2 separate regions of the Homo sapiens genome follow, and region 1 is linked to region 2. The links are chromatin contacts, found by POLR2A ChIA-PET in ENCODE. All regions are on one chromosome and are shown on one strand. The core of a region is the stretch at or near the end of the contact, and the rest is flanking DNA. Distances in the headings are between cores, read along the strand shown. Region 1 overlaps LOC105373418 (a long non-coding RNA gene). Region 2 overlaps ADAM17 (ADAM metallopeptidase domain 17).

What was found. ChIA-PET counts read pairs that join two places held with the same protein, here RNA polymerase II (POLR2A).
Region 1: POLR2A ChIA-PET joins it to region 2 with 12 read pairs in GM12878. The contact joins two enhancer-like sites. POLR2A ChIA-PET finds 5 or more read pairs at or near these places in 2 of 52 experiments (GM12878 and activated CD4-positive, alpha-beta T cell).

What each region holds. Positions count from the first base shown.
Region 1 is chr2:9,695,215-9,701,567 of GRCh38, forward strand. The region is part of intron 3 of LOC105373418 (a long non-coding RNA gene); the gene reads left to right. Among named protein-coding and RNA genes, the nearest start is that of YWHAQ, 67 kb to the left of the region's middle. Within about 2 kb of position 2,902, at least 2 of the 41 ENCODE cell types and tissues checked have a DNase peak (open chromatin) inside an H3K27ac peak, as active enhancers do.
Region 2 is chr2:9,536,641-9,542,688 of GRCh38, forward strand. It overlaps ADAM17 (ADAM metallopeptidase domain 17), which reads right to left. Exons shown (of 19, transcript NM_003183.6): 3 at 58-188. Among named protein-coding and RNA genes, the nearest start is that of ADAM17, 16 kb to the right of the region's middle. RefSeq lists an enhancer at 5,135-5,314. Within about 2 kb of position 2,756, at least 14 of the 41 ENCODE cell types and tissues checked have a DNase peak (open chromatin) inside an H3K27ac peak, as active enhancers do.

The DNA.
Region 1 (6,353 bases), core at 1,652-4,151, 160 kb after region 2:
CGCTTTGAACACAGCTCACTGCAGCCTCGACCTTCCAGACTCAAGCGACCCTCCTGCCTCAGTCCCCCAAGTAGCCGGGACCACTGGCATGCGCGACCACTCCCAGCGAATTTATTTTTGTATTTTTAGTAGAGATGGTCGTCTTGCCATGTTGCCCAGGCTGGTCTTGAACTCCTGAGCTCAAGAGATCCGTCCACCTCGGCCTCCCAAAGTGTTTTTAGCTGATTATCGGGATGCCTGTCTATCTCTAGAAGACAGGCTTGCATAATTACTTTTTTTTTTTTTTTTTTAGACGGAGTCTCGCTCTTGTCACCCAGGCTGGAGTTTAATGGCGCGATCTTGGCTCACTGCAACCTCTGCCTCCTGGATTCAAACGATTCTCCTGCCTCAACGTTCAAGTAGCTGGGATTACAGGCGCCCACCACCACGCCTGGCTAATTTTTTTTGTATTTTTAGTAGAGATGGGGTTTCACCATGTTGGCCAGGCTGGTCTCAAACTCCTGACCTCAGGTGACCCACCCACCTCCACCTCCCAAAGTGTTGGGATATGAGCCACCCGCCCGGCTGCATAATCACTTTTTAATTTTTCAGTGTGGACCCCATCACTGACTTCTCATTCTGGAAGGTGGAAATTAAGCTCATTTTCCACCCTCTGCTACCCCTACACATGTGAATCCTTCAGTCAGGCCGAACCCCTGTTGTCTCTAAGGGATGGTACCACACCGTGTCCAGGAGGCCAAAGAAGAGACCCGGATCCAGTGAACGAAACGTAGGGTTTATTGAGGGCTTACCTACAGGACAGTTCAGGAGTGGCAGCTGGACAGGAGAACTGCTACTGTTTGTAAAAAGCGTGCAGTTTATGTAGCATTTTCACTTAGCAACCTCCACCTAGCAACCTTCATTTAACCCAAAACAAAGGGCTTCTCGATTCCTTGTACAACCTGTGTTCAAAGGAACGGACCAGGGGTTCAGATGCCATTTATAGATAAGGAGGGAATTTTCAGGTTGGCCACTCCAAGATTCCTTAGCTCAGAATGCAGAACACACACAGGGTCACTCTCAGGGTGTGCTTGAGTTATTGCTGTCAGGTGCATCTGCTATACACCTTCCTACACTCTTTCATCCCTATGGAATTATGATATAATTTTGGTTAGATTCATAGCCACCATATGTCATTAAGCCATGGAAATACTTTAGATCAGTTAAAAAATATAGTAAATATCATGACTAGTTTTCCTTCTCTACTCAAATTTTTGTTATCCTTGAAGTTAATAATTGTCTTTTTATGGTTTAATTTTCTGTGTGCTTATCACCAATTCAACTCCAAACTTTTCACCAGTTGTCTCAAGGTCCTCTCGAGACATTCCAATGTACCAGGCACTGCTAGGTTCATCTTCCTGAAATGGTCAGTCTCTCCAGGCACTTTCCTACCTGCGCCCTGTGTCCAGAGCGCACCTGTCATCCCAGCATCTGCCTGTGCCTCATCTAGGGACCACCCTCAGCTGCCTTTCCATGCGGGGGTGCTTGTTTTCTGTGCCCAGTGACTCTTTCTTGGGTTACCCCTCCTTTTAAAGGGGGGCATTCTCTAGAGGTTTCCCGAGAACGGAGTCATTGCAGGTAAGCCTTTTGGGTCCTTGTGTGTCTGAACGTGTCCTGTTCTAACCTCTCCCTGATGAATAGGTTAGCTATTTGTAGCATTCTAGATCATAAACCAGTATCCCTTGAATTCCAAAGTCATTGCTCTCCTATCTTTTAGTTTCCAGGGTTGCTATAGGATATCAAGCCCATTCTGGGCTGGGTGTGGTAGCCTGTAATCCCAGTAGTTTGGGAGGTCAGGGCTGGTGGATCACTTGAGGTGAGGAGTTCAAGACCAGTCTGGGCAACATGGCGATACCCCATCTCTACTAAAAATACAAAAATTAGCTGGGCGTGGTGATGCACACCTATAATCCCAGCTACTCTGGGAAGCTGAGGCATGAGAATCACTTGAACCCGGGAGGTGGAGGTTGCAGGGAGCTGAGATCGCACCTCTGTACTCCAGCCTGGATGACAGAGCGAGACTCTGTTTCAAAAAACAGGAAAAGAAAAAGAAATGAAGCCCATTCTACTTCCTAGCTTTTGGAAAGTGACCTGTTCCCGTCTCTGGAAGCTTGCAGGATCTTCTGTTTGTCCACAGTATTCTGAAATGTCCCAGAGATGAGGTCTGGTGTGTGTCTGAATGCCTAATGAGGAAAGGTGCACTCCGTGGCTCAGTTCTCTAGAGAAGACATTTCCAGTCTCTTCACCGAGGCAAAGACCCAGCTTCAGACCTCAGGTCTGCTATGGGGGCAGTGGTCTGAGCATTCAGCATTCATGTATTCGCTTAAACCTGCCATCTGTGGTGAGAGTGTATGTCCTCAACTGTGCCTGCATCCCCCAATCCCAAGAACCACTTTTACTCTTCTCCTGAGAAGAGACCTCCAATCTTCTCCTGGGGAGGGAAAGGGCAGGTGCTCATGAGTGAAGAGGGGACCTTGGGACTCAACTACTTTTCTGGATCCTTTGAGTCAATCCTCCTTATTTTAGTAACCCGTTTACTTGAGTGCCAGAGGTTCTTGATACTGTTGATTTCTTGAGAATTCCAAGGTGTGCATCTAGTTGGTTCTCAATTTTCTCTAGTGTGGGTTGGAGATTTTGCTTTCTGGGGCCTGCTAAGTCTGTTACCATTCTTCCATCTGCTTGCAAACATCGTGGTCTGCTCTCCTGTTATTTGTGTGTGTGCACGTATGTGTGTGCATGTGTGTGGTTGGATGTATGTCTGTGCATATGTGTGTGTGTGTGTGAATCTGTTTACTATCATTCTGGTGGACTTTTGGGAGGGAGTGAAATGAGATGTTCTGTCTGCCACCTTCCCCAGCAGCCTGGTTTCAATATTATGAACAAAGTCCAAAGGCCTCAGAGCACAGAGTTCACGCCACGAACCACCCAGTGGTTTTTCCATCACAGAGAGATGGTGAGCGCCTTTTCAGGCTGGGGGAAAGAGTTTAGAGAGAGTCTGAAAAGGAAGTAAGTGGGTTGCTATTGTGAGTCCCTGAGAGAAGGGTCAGAAGGCTGGCGAGGGTGAGGGTGGGAGCAGCACAGACCCCAGGTAGGTTGAGCAGGTGCTCTGCACGCTGTCTGGGACTCTGGGAGGAGAGGGCTGTGCAGGGCCTCTGTGCTGTCATGGAGCAGGATGGCAGGGAGACAGGGTGGCATGGTAGGAACAGCAAGATAAGGGCCTGAGAGATCCCTGCTTGCCGAGCGTTCCACAGCTGAGTGTTCCAGAAGACCGAGGGAGGGGACACCAAGAGGAGAAACTAGAAAACCAAGCAGAGTGAGCCCCACCTTAGGCTGAGGCCAGTGAGGGCAGAGGCCAGTGCCGGCATCAACAGGTGGGGACATACACTCTCCAGGGCACCAGATGACCCTCAGGAGAAGAGAAAGGGGACCCAGAGTCATGAAGCCATAAAGTTGTCAGAGCTGGGGGACCTGTAAGAAACATCCAGTATCCCAATTTTTATTTATTTATTTATTTATTTATTTATTTATTTATTGGGATGGAATTTCACTCTTGTTGCCCAGGCTGGAGTGCAGTGGCACAATCTTGGCTCATCGCAACCTCTGCCTCCCAGGTTCAAGCGATTCTACTGTCTCAGCCTCCCAAGTAGCTGGTATCACCCGCCACCACGCCTAGCTAATTTCTGTATTTTTAGTAGAGAAGGGGTTTCACCATGTTGGCCAGGCCGGTCTCGAACTCCTGACCTCAGGTGATCCACCCACCTTGGCCTCCCAAAGTGCTGGGATTACAACAGGCATGAGCCACTGCGCCCGGCCCCAGTGTCCCCATTTTAAAGAGGGGATTCGGGGGTTCAGAGAGGGAAAGAGACTTGTCCCAGGCTGCTTAGTCAGTGCAAGACACTGTTCTTTTTGCGATGTCCCTGAAGAGGGTTGATAGAGTAATGGTTTACTCATCCAGGAGTCCTATCCTTGGACTGACCCGGTTCTGTCTGTCCTGCTCTGTTTGTCTAGATCTTCATCAAAGTTATTTAGCTAAAGCTTATTTTCACCAGTTGCCCCAAGCATACGTCAGTATGGTCACGTGACTATACAAGGAGCTATTCTATATGGACCATAGGGGAGGGGCAGGCGTTCACCAACTGGAGGAGAAAGGACATCTGCAGCAGAAGGTGTTCAAAGGTGTGCACAGAAGTGAGGAGATAACGAACAGTATGTTTGGGGAACATAACTACCTTGGAGCCAGGATCTCACATTGTTCAGCATCCCGAGTGACACACTGAGTGGCCCGGGGCAGAACCGTGTGTTCTCGAGCTGTATGCATCATCATGGGCCCACCTGGGGGGACTTCTGATCTACACTTCTGCAGAGAACGTTCCCTACAGCCACGGACCAAGGCATCTGAAGAAGGCACATGCCTATCTGTGACTGGTTCCACAGTGACTCATCAGGTCTTAAGTTTTTTTAAAAAAGGCTGACTGAGGAGGTTTCCAGACCTGCACTTTTCCAGATGGTTCTGTGGGCTTTGGCCTGAGGTTGGGCTGAACCCTGCTGGAACACGGGCGATTGGAAAGGTTCACCGAAGAGTGAGAACAACTCCAAACCTTCTTCTACCCACCCCTCCAACATGAAAAAGTAAAAAGACTAGGAGAGGAAATGGAAACTCTAGCACTTCTCTTTTGGTGAAACCTTATGAAAATAAGTCAATTTCTTGCCTTTGTGCTTCCTTTGGAAAGACTTTTTAGCCTTTGGAGTCTGATGAAGCTAGGTATGAGTTTGGCCCCACTGCTGTCTGGCTAAGAGATCTTGGACAACTTACTTAACTTTTCTGAGCCTCAATTGTTGGGAGAATTGAGACAATGTAGGTGAAGTGCCTTCTGGGTCTATACTTGAGGTAGGATAGGGTTTAATATCAGTGTTCCTCTTCGTATTCCACTAAGGTAGCTTTTTAGCTTTCTTTGACAAGTCAGTTCTCTAGTTCTCCGTTTTCTCACTTGTAATTAGGACATCGGATTGGACATTCTCTAAGTTCCTCTCAGCGCCAGTATGCTATGACATTTTTTCTAAAATAAGGTTTGTGGACTACTTAGAACAGAATAACTTTAAGTGTGTTTTAAAAACACAGATTCCTGGGTTCCTCTCCAGACCTGCTGAAACTTGCACTTCCCTTGTGCTTCCTCATGCTTGGCAATCTCTGTTCTGTTTTACATCTTATCTACCTTGCCCATCTTTATAACTCAATCTAAAATCTCAATGCTGGGCTAATGGTAGGGCCTCAATATGTCCTTGATTACTACAACTCGCTGCCTAGACTGGGAACTACCTTTGCTGCCATCTTGGTTTCTTCGAGGGTCAGTCCTCTTGTCTTCAATATGTGTAGTGATTCCCCCAAAATAGAAGACAGCTCAGGTCAGAGAAAAAGCCTGGGCATCTATGAGGATGAGTGGGAAATAGGGAGTCTGGAAAAGGAGAGTTTTGGATCATGGACCCTCAGAGGCTCCTTCCCAGTCTGGAATCCTGAGACTCTAGTTTCCACTGAGGGAACTGATTCCACTGTGCTAGTTCACATCACCTCCTCTGTTTGTCAACTCCCAGCTTCCATTTCCAGTTTATTCCTTTCTCTTCATTACTACCTATGTGACAGACTGGTGCTGTGAGATTAGTGTGTTTCATGCGCATCCATTCTTTGTTACATCTTGAGATCTACTCTTATTTGTGCTCGCATAACCCTAGTCTATCCCCCGAACTACTGTCTGGAATCCCTCTGCAGGACCATTTCACAATTTATTTATGCCTTCTCCTATTGATGGTTATGTACATGGTTTCCAGTTCTTCCCTATTACAGACAACACTGTGATCACCCCCTCATACCTGTTGCCTTGTGTACTCAGGTACAAGCATTTATCTAAACACCTAGAAGGAGCCTTGCTGGGTTACACTTGCAGTTTCCCTAGATACTGCTGAATTGCCCTCCAAAATGATGGTGTCAATTTACACTCCCATCCATTGTATATGGGAAGACCCATTTCCCTCAACCTTTCCAACACTTGATGTTGTTAGACTTTGTTTTGCTAATCTGATGGGTGACCGTGGTATCTTGTTGTAATTTGCCTGTTTCTGATTCCTAATTCTGTTGAGTAAACCCATTTGGGTTTCTTCTACTGTAAATTACCTAGTCATATATTTTGCCCATTTGTCTGTTCCTTGTTATTTTATGGGAGTTCTTTAAACATCCTTGATACCAATCCTTTGTCTATCATGTTTTGCATATATTTTCCTCCAATCAATACTTATGTTTTAATTTTGTCTATGGTGTCTTT
Region 2 (6,048 bases), core at 1,506-4,005:
AGATTTGGAGACCTAATACACCAGACACAGGGGCAAACCAACAAGCTCCATACTAACCAACCACGTGTCCAGTGAAGAAGTCCTGCCATTTTACAGTGTACTCGCTTTCGTTTTTACCATCCACCACCACGACCTTGAAATTTTGTGAAAAACGTTCAGTACTTGATGTCAGGTATAATTTAAAATGCCTGAAGAAAAATGCATTCATATTTTACTCTAAGCACACAAATTTTAAGTCTCATTTTCACATAATTAAACTTTCTTAAAAAGCCAGAAGCATTGACATTAATAAAACACTATGCAAGTTACAACTAAAGTCTTATTAGGTACTTAGAGCAATATATCTCCTGTAACGACAAATGAACTAATTTATTTAGCTATAAAAACAGCAGATCACAATAAACTCACACTAGGGTAAAGATATTCAAAGAACTTATACATTCATCTCTCCTGGAAAACACTGAAGAATAAGGAAACACACATGACTGCGTAGTTAAGTTGGAATCCTGATTATCTAAAAAAATTATTATCAAAAACTAATCCTATTATATACCATTTATTGAACACCTACTTGGTGTTAGGTACTATGCATCTATTATCCCCACTTCACACAAGTACAAATTGAGGCTTGGAAGCTAATCAACCTACTCAAAGTTACACAGCTAGTAAATGGTGAAACTGGGAAATAAACCTGGTTTATTTCAAAACCCTGTACTATGCTGTCTCTATCAAGCTGGGTGGACTATGAGAAAATTCTTATTGCTGTGCAAAATTAATAAATGCTGCTTTCTATATTTAAAAGTACTCATGCGGCCGTGCGTAGTGGCTCACGCCTGTAATCCCAGCACTTTGGGAGGTTGAGCTGGGCGGATCACGAGGTCAGGAGATCGAGACCATCCTGGCTAACACAGCGAAACCCCATCTCTACTAAAAATACAAAAATTAGCCAGGCATGGTGGCGGGTGCCTATAGTCCCAGCTACTTGGGAGGCTGAGGCAGGAGAATGGAGTGAACCCGGGAGGCGGAGCCTGCTGTGAGCCGAGATCGCCAGCCTGGTTGACAGCGCGAGACTCCCGCTCAAAATAAGAAAAAAAAAAAGTACTCGTGCTTTTTTTCCTCCTCAAAACAACATATCTTGCAAAAAAGTAACCCACAATTACAGTTAGGAAAATAAATACAAGGTATCTAAGACAGACATTAGAATATAGACTCCATTGGCACCAGAAGACAGGAAAAGAGGGGAGGGGAGGGGAGGGGAGGGGAGGAGAGGGGGAGGAGAGGGGAGGAGAGGGGGAGGAGAGGGGAAGGGGAGGGGGAAGAGAGGGGAAGGGAAGGGGAAGGGAGGGGAAGGGAGGGGAGGGGAAGGGAGGGGAGGAGAGGGGAGGGGGTATACACTTCAGTTCTTTAGTGGGCTTACTATTCTTTTTGTTGAGTTTCAGTCCAGTTCTTTAATTGGCTTACTATTCTTTTTGTTTTCTATGACTTTCCATCCTTACATGAAAACTAGGAGTGGTGAGCAAGACTTTCTCAAGTATTATTTATAGTCTTTCAATGTGTCCATGAACACCAAAGACAAAGAAAGGTATATTATTCATCTCACCCACAGAAACAAATTTTGTCAGCTGTTGTACTGAAAATATATTACTTCCCCATGGGATTGCAAAAGTCTTTAAACTACCGGAAAGAAATCTAGACTGGGACTATCTCCATGGCAACAAATATTTTTAACTTTTTGAGCATAACAAGGTAATTTTAGTTTGCTTGTGGTTTTTTAATGGTCAAAGGGAAAAGACAATAGAACATTATTTCGTAAATCCTTGGAACATTTTCTTCTGCTATCCTAAAACATATCTTCCCACACATTCTCAGTTATGATTTTTCCCTCCAGTTATGCTGAGAACTTTCAAAAGCATACTTATTATAAATGTCTTATTATTTTGTTTTAAAGCTAAGAGTTGCAACATTACTTAATGTTCTTTTCAGAAAGAAATCAGTGGAATTGCATTTTTCATTTGCTACATTAAGAATCTTTTCTAAAGATAAAGACCAAGCGATTATAAAATTCATGTTTTTTGATTTTCCAATATTAGCTTTTGAGTTATAAAACGTCCAACAGAATGTCAAAATTTCTTTTACTTTATCCTCCCAAAATTATGTGAAGTCATTTTCTTACAGATTTCTTTAACGTTTTATCTTTCTGACTTTTGACTTAAGAATTTACAGTAACTAAAGACCAGCTAACCAGTTTGAATTAACATTATTACCCTAACCATTTTTAATGGTCCATTTAGTCAGGTATATCACTTTCATTTCTTTATCAGTTCTAGACCTTCTCAAGTAATCTGATATATTTCACTTTTAGGAGAAACATTTAACTTTTTCCAAAAAAATTCAGGCAACATCAAAAAAGTATCAAAACAGTATATACTCCGCAGCTTTTTCGTTATTTAAAAATAAGATAATTTCTTGATTTTTTTTTTTTTTTGAGACGGAGTCTCACTCTGTCGCCCAGGCTGGAGTGCAGTGGCGCAATCTCGGCTAACTGCAAGCTCCACCTCCTGGGTTCACGCCATTCCCCTGCCTCAGCCTCCCAAATAGCTGGGACTACAGGCGCCTGCTACCACGCCTGGCTAATTTTTTGTATTTTTAGTAGAGACGGGGTTTCACCGTGTTAGCCAGGATGGTCTCGATCTCCTGACCTCATGACCTCATGATCCATCCAGCTCGGCCTCCCAAAGTGCTGGGATTACATGTGTGAGTCACCACGCCTAGCTGATAATTTCTTGATTTATAACAAAAAGGAAATGAAACTTGTAAGGCAAATTTTAAACAAGTTTCTTTTTTTCTTAAGTTACTTCAACTCTTCATACAACCTCTCAGTGTTTCTATGCTTTTTCAACCTCTAATAGTTACATCCAAATTTAATGCAATGATCTTGGTTTAAATTACTTTGCCTTCCACTGCTATCGAAAAACGGAATCTTCTCATTTACCATCAAGTAATGAGGGGTTTCATAGAGTTAATTCAGCCCTGATACAAACTGATTACTTCAGCTATCTTTGTTTTTGTTCTTGTTTTAAACTTTAATGACGCAATATGATAGAAAAGAAAGGGTATGGGCTTTGGAGTCTGACAAACTTGGCTTAAGTCCTACTTTCATTTACTCACTGTCCGACCTTGGCCTCAATCTTTGAATCCTAAGTATTTATCTACAAATGGAAATAATATCACCTAATAACTGAACGGTTTTGGGGATTAAAGGAAATAACCTATTTTAAAACACCTGGTATAAAATTCCATAGACTGTTAGATAAATTTCCCATTAAATATTTAGTATGGAAACTTTGTAAAATAAATTACATACTTCCCTGCTTTCTTACACAGAGAAAAGATAACAAGTGGCTACGATTTAATATTTTCTTAGGGAATCAATGTCATCTACGAAACTTGAAAGAGAAATATGTAAGGCTATGGAAGTTTTTGCCTCTAGAATACGGATTCTACAGGCCACTTCAAATCCAAAGAAACCCAAAAAGCTAAACTTTGAGTTCTTTTCATTTTATAGTTTCCTCACTCTTCCTTCGCTCCTACTTATTTCTTGCTACTATATCCACTTCTTCACCAAACTCTCCACCAGTATAGCAGAAATAACACAAGTTTTGGAGTCCAACCTTTGTTCAAATCTTGTATCTGTCATTTACTAGCTGAGTAATCTTGGGCAAGTTACTAAGCTGTCTAAGCCTTAATTTTTTTTTTTTTGTTCCTTCAAAAAAGGAATCACTTTTAGAGATAACTTATGTAAAATGCCAGTAAATTACAGAAAATAAGTACCTGATTAACTGTAGCTATTAATATTACCAATCTGCTCAAATTTGGTGTAAGTTGAAAGCTAATAACCAATACTATAATATTCTGACATAAAATCGAATAAAAAGAAGTCATTAAAAAATAACCTAAGGATAATTGCAATAGCTAGGAAAAATTAATTTGCATTAAAAATTTGCCTAAAATAACCACATGACAATGAACCAATCTCCTTAATATACTAAGCACTGCTACAATTCAGTAGTTAGAAAGACAAATTCAATAGAAAAATAGTCAAAAGAGATAAAAAGGCAGTTTACAGAAATATAAAACAAATTACTTACAAATATATAAAAAGATGCTCAATGTCACACAAAATGAAAATCAAAACAACTATAAAATGCCATGCCCTTTAGAGGGGTGACAGTTAAAGGCTGATAAACCTACTATTGGCAAAGATAACAGGAAACAGGTAAACTCATATATTGCTGCTGGAAGAATAAATTTGTCAAATCTCTTTGGGAGGAAAGAGCAATATCAATAAACATAGTATACATATCCTTGACCCAGTAATTCTCCTTCCAGGAATATATCCTATAAAAACACCTCATCAAGGTACACATTTACAAAGATACTCACTAGAGCACTGTTTGTTGTATTAAAAAAATCACTTTGGTTAAACAATATCCATCTGTAGTGTATTAGTCAGTATGTTGTTACAATTCTATGCAATAGGAATATTTATGCAGCTGTTTAAAATGAGGTAAATATGCTATCTATATCACCTATACACACACAGAGACCTATAGGCAAAAAACATGCATTAAAATATTTTGGGTCGGGCACGGTGGCTCACACCTGTAATCCCATCACATTGGGAGCCTGAGGCAGGTGGATCACCTGAGGTCAGGAGTTCAAGACCATCCTGGCCAACATGGTGAAACCTCATCTCTACTAAAAATACAAAAATTAGCTGAGCATGGCAGTGGGCTCCTGTAATCCCAGCTACTCGGGAAGCTGAGGCAGGAGAACTGCTTGAACCCGAGAGGTGGAGGCTTCAGTGAGCTAAGATCGTGCCATTGCACTCCAGTCTGGGCGACAAGAGCAAAAACTCTGTCTCAAAAAACAAAAAACAAAACAAAACAAAAAATTGGAAGTTTACAAAGGAAACCTCTCTGGGTCTGAGAAGTCTAACTGAGTTAGAAGTAAAAACTTTGCATATCCTCCATGGCTTGTTTTTTAAACCAGACGCACATATTCCTTTTATTTTTTAACATAGTTGAGAAGGCTTGTCCTATATAAAGAATAAAGATGGCCAGATGCAGTGGCCCCTGTCTGTAATCCCAGCACTTTGGGAGGCCGAGATCGTGGATCACTTGAGGTGAGGAGTTCAAGACCAGCCTGGCCAACATGGTGAAACTCTGTCTCTACTAAAAATAACAAAAATCACCCAGGCGTGGTGCTGTGCACCTGTAGTCCCAGCTACTTGAGAGGCTGAGGCACAAGAATCGCTTGAACCCAGGAGGCAGAGGTTGCAGTGAGCCAAGATCACACAACTGCACTCCAGCCTGGACGACAGAGCAAGACTCTCAAAAAAATAAATAAATAAAGAATAATTCAGTCAATTCTCCATGTGTCTGTTTTTTGATACTGAATAAAGCTTCCTAAAGACTTTAAAAAGAGGCCTGCAATTATTTAACATTTCAATGTGCAAAACAATACGTGGTATTAAAATTACTACTGAAATAGAACATATCCATCAATTTATGCTAAGAAGTAAGAGGAACTCAATGTAGAAAGAATATTAAATTTGGGCCAGGCATGGTGGCTCACACCTGTAATCCCAGCACTTTGGGAGGCCAAGATGGAAAGACCACCTGAGCCCAGAAGTTCAAGATCAGCCTTGGCAACATGGCAAGACCCTGTTTTTAAAAATAAATAAATATGAAGCAGGTTAAAGAATCCTGGAAACTAAGTAACTAGTTAGCTAAATAAATAAATAGAACAGTAAAATCTAGACCCAGCTCACCACCAGGCTGTGGGGTCCTGAACAAAATCTTTATCTCTTCATATATAAAGATAATATTTAGCACATGATTGATGGTTATAAAGTAGCACCAAAAACAAAAGGTTTTATAAGCATTCAATTAATTTAAATTATGTTAGAATTTTCTAAACATCGTTACCATCATTAACACCTCTGCAATATCTATTTACTTTTTTAAAAATACTCATCAGTATGAA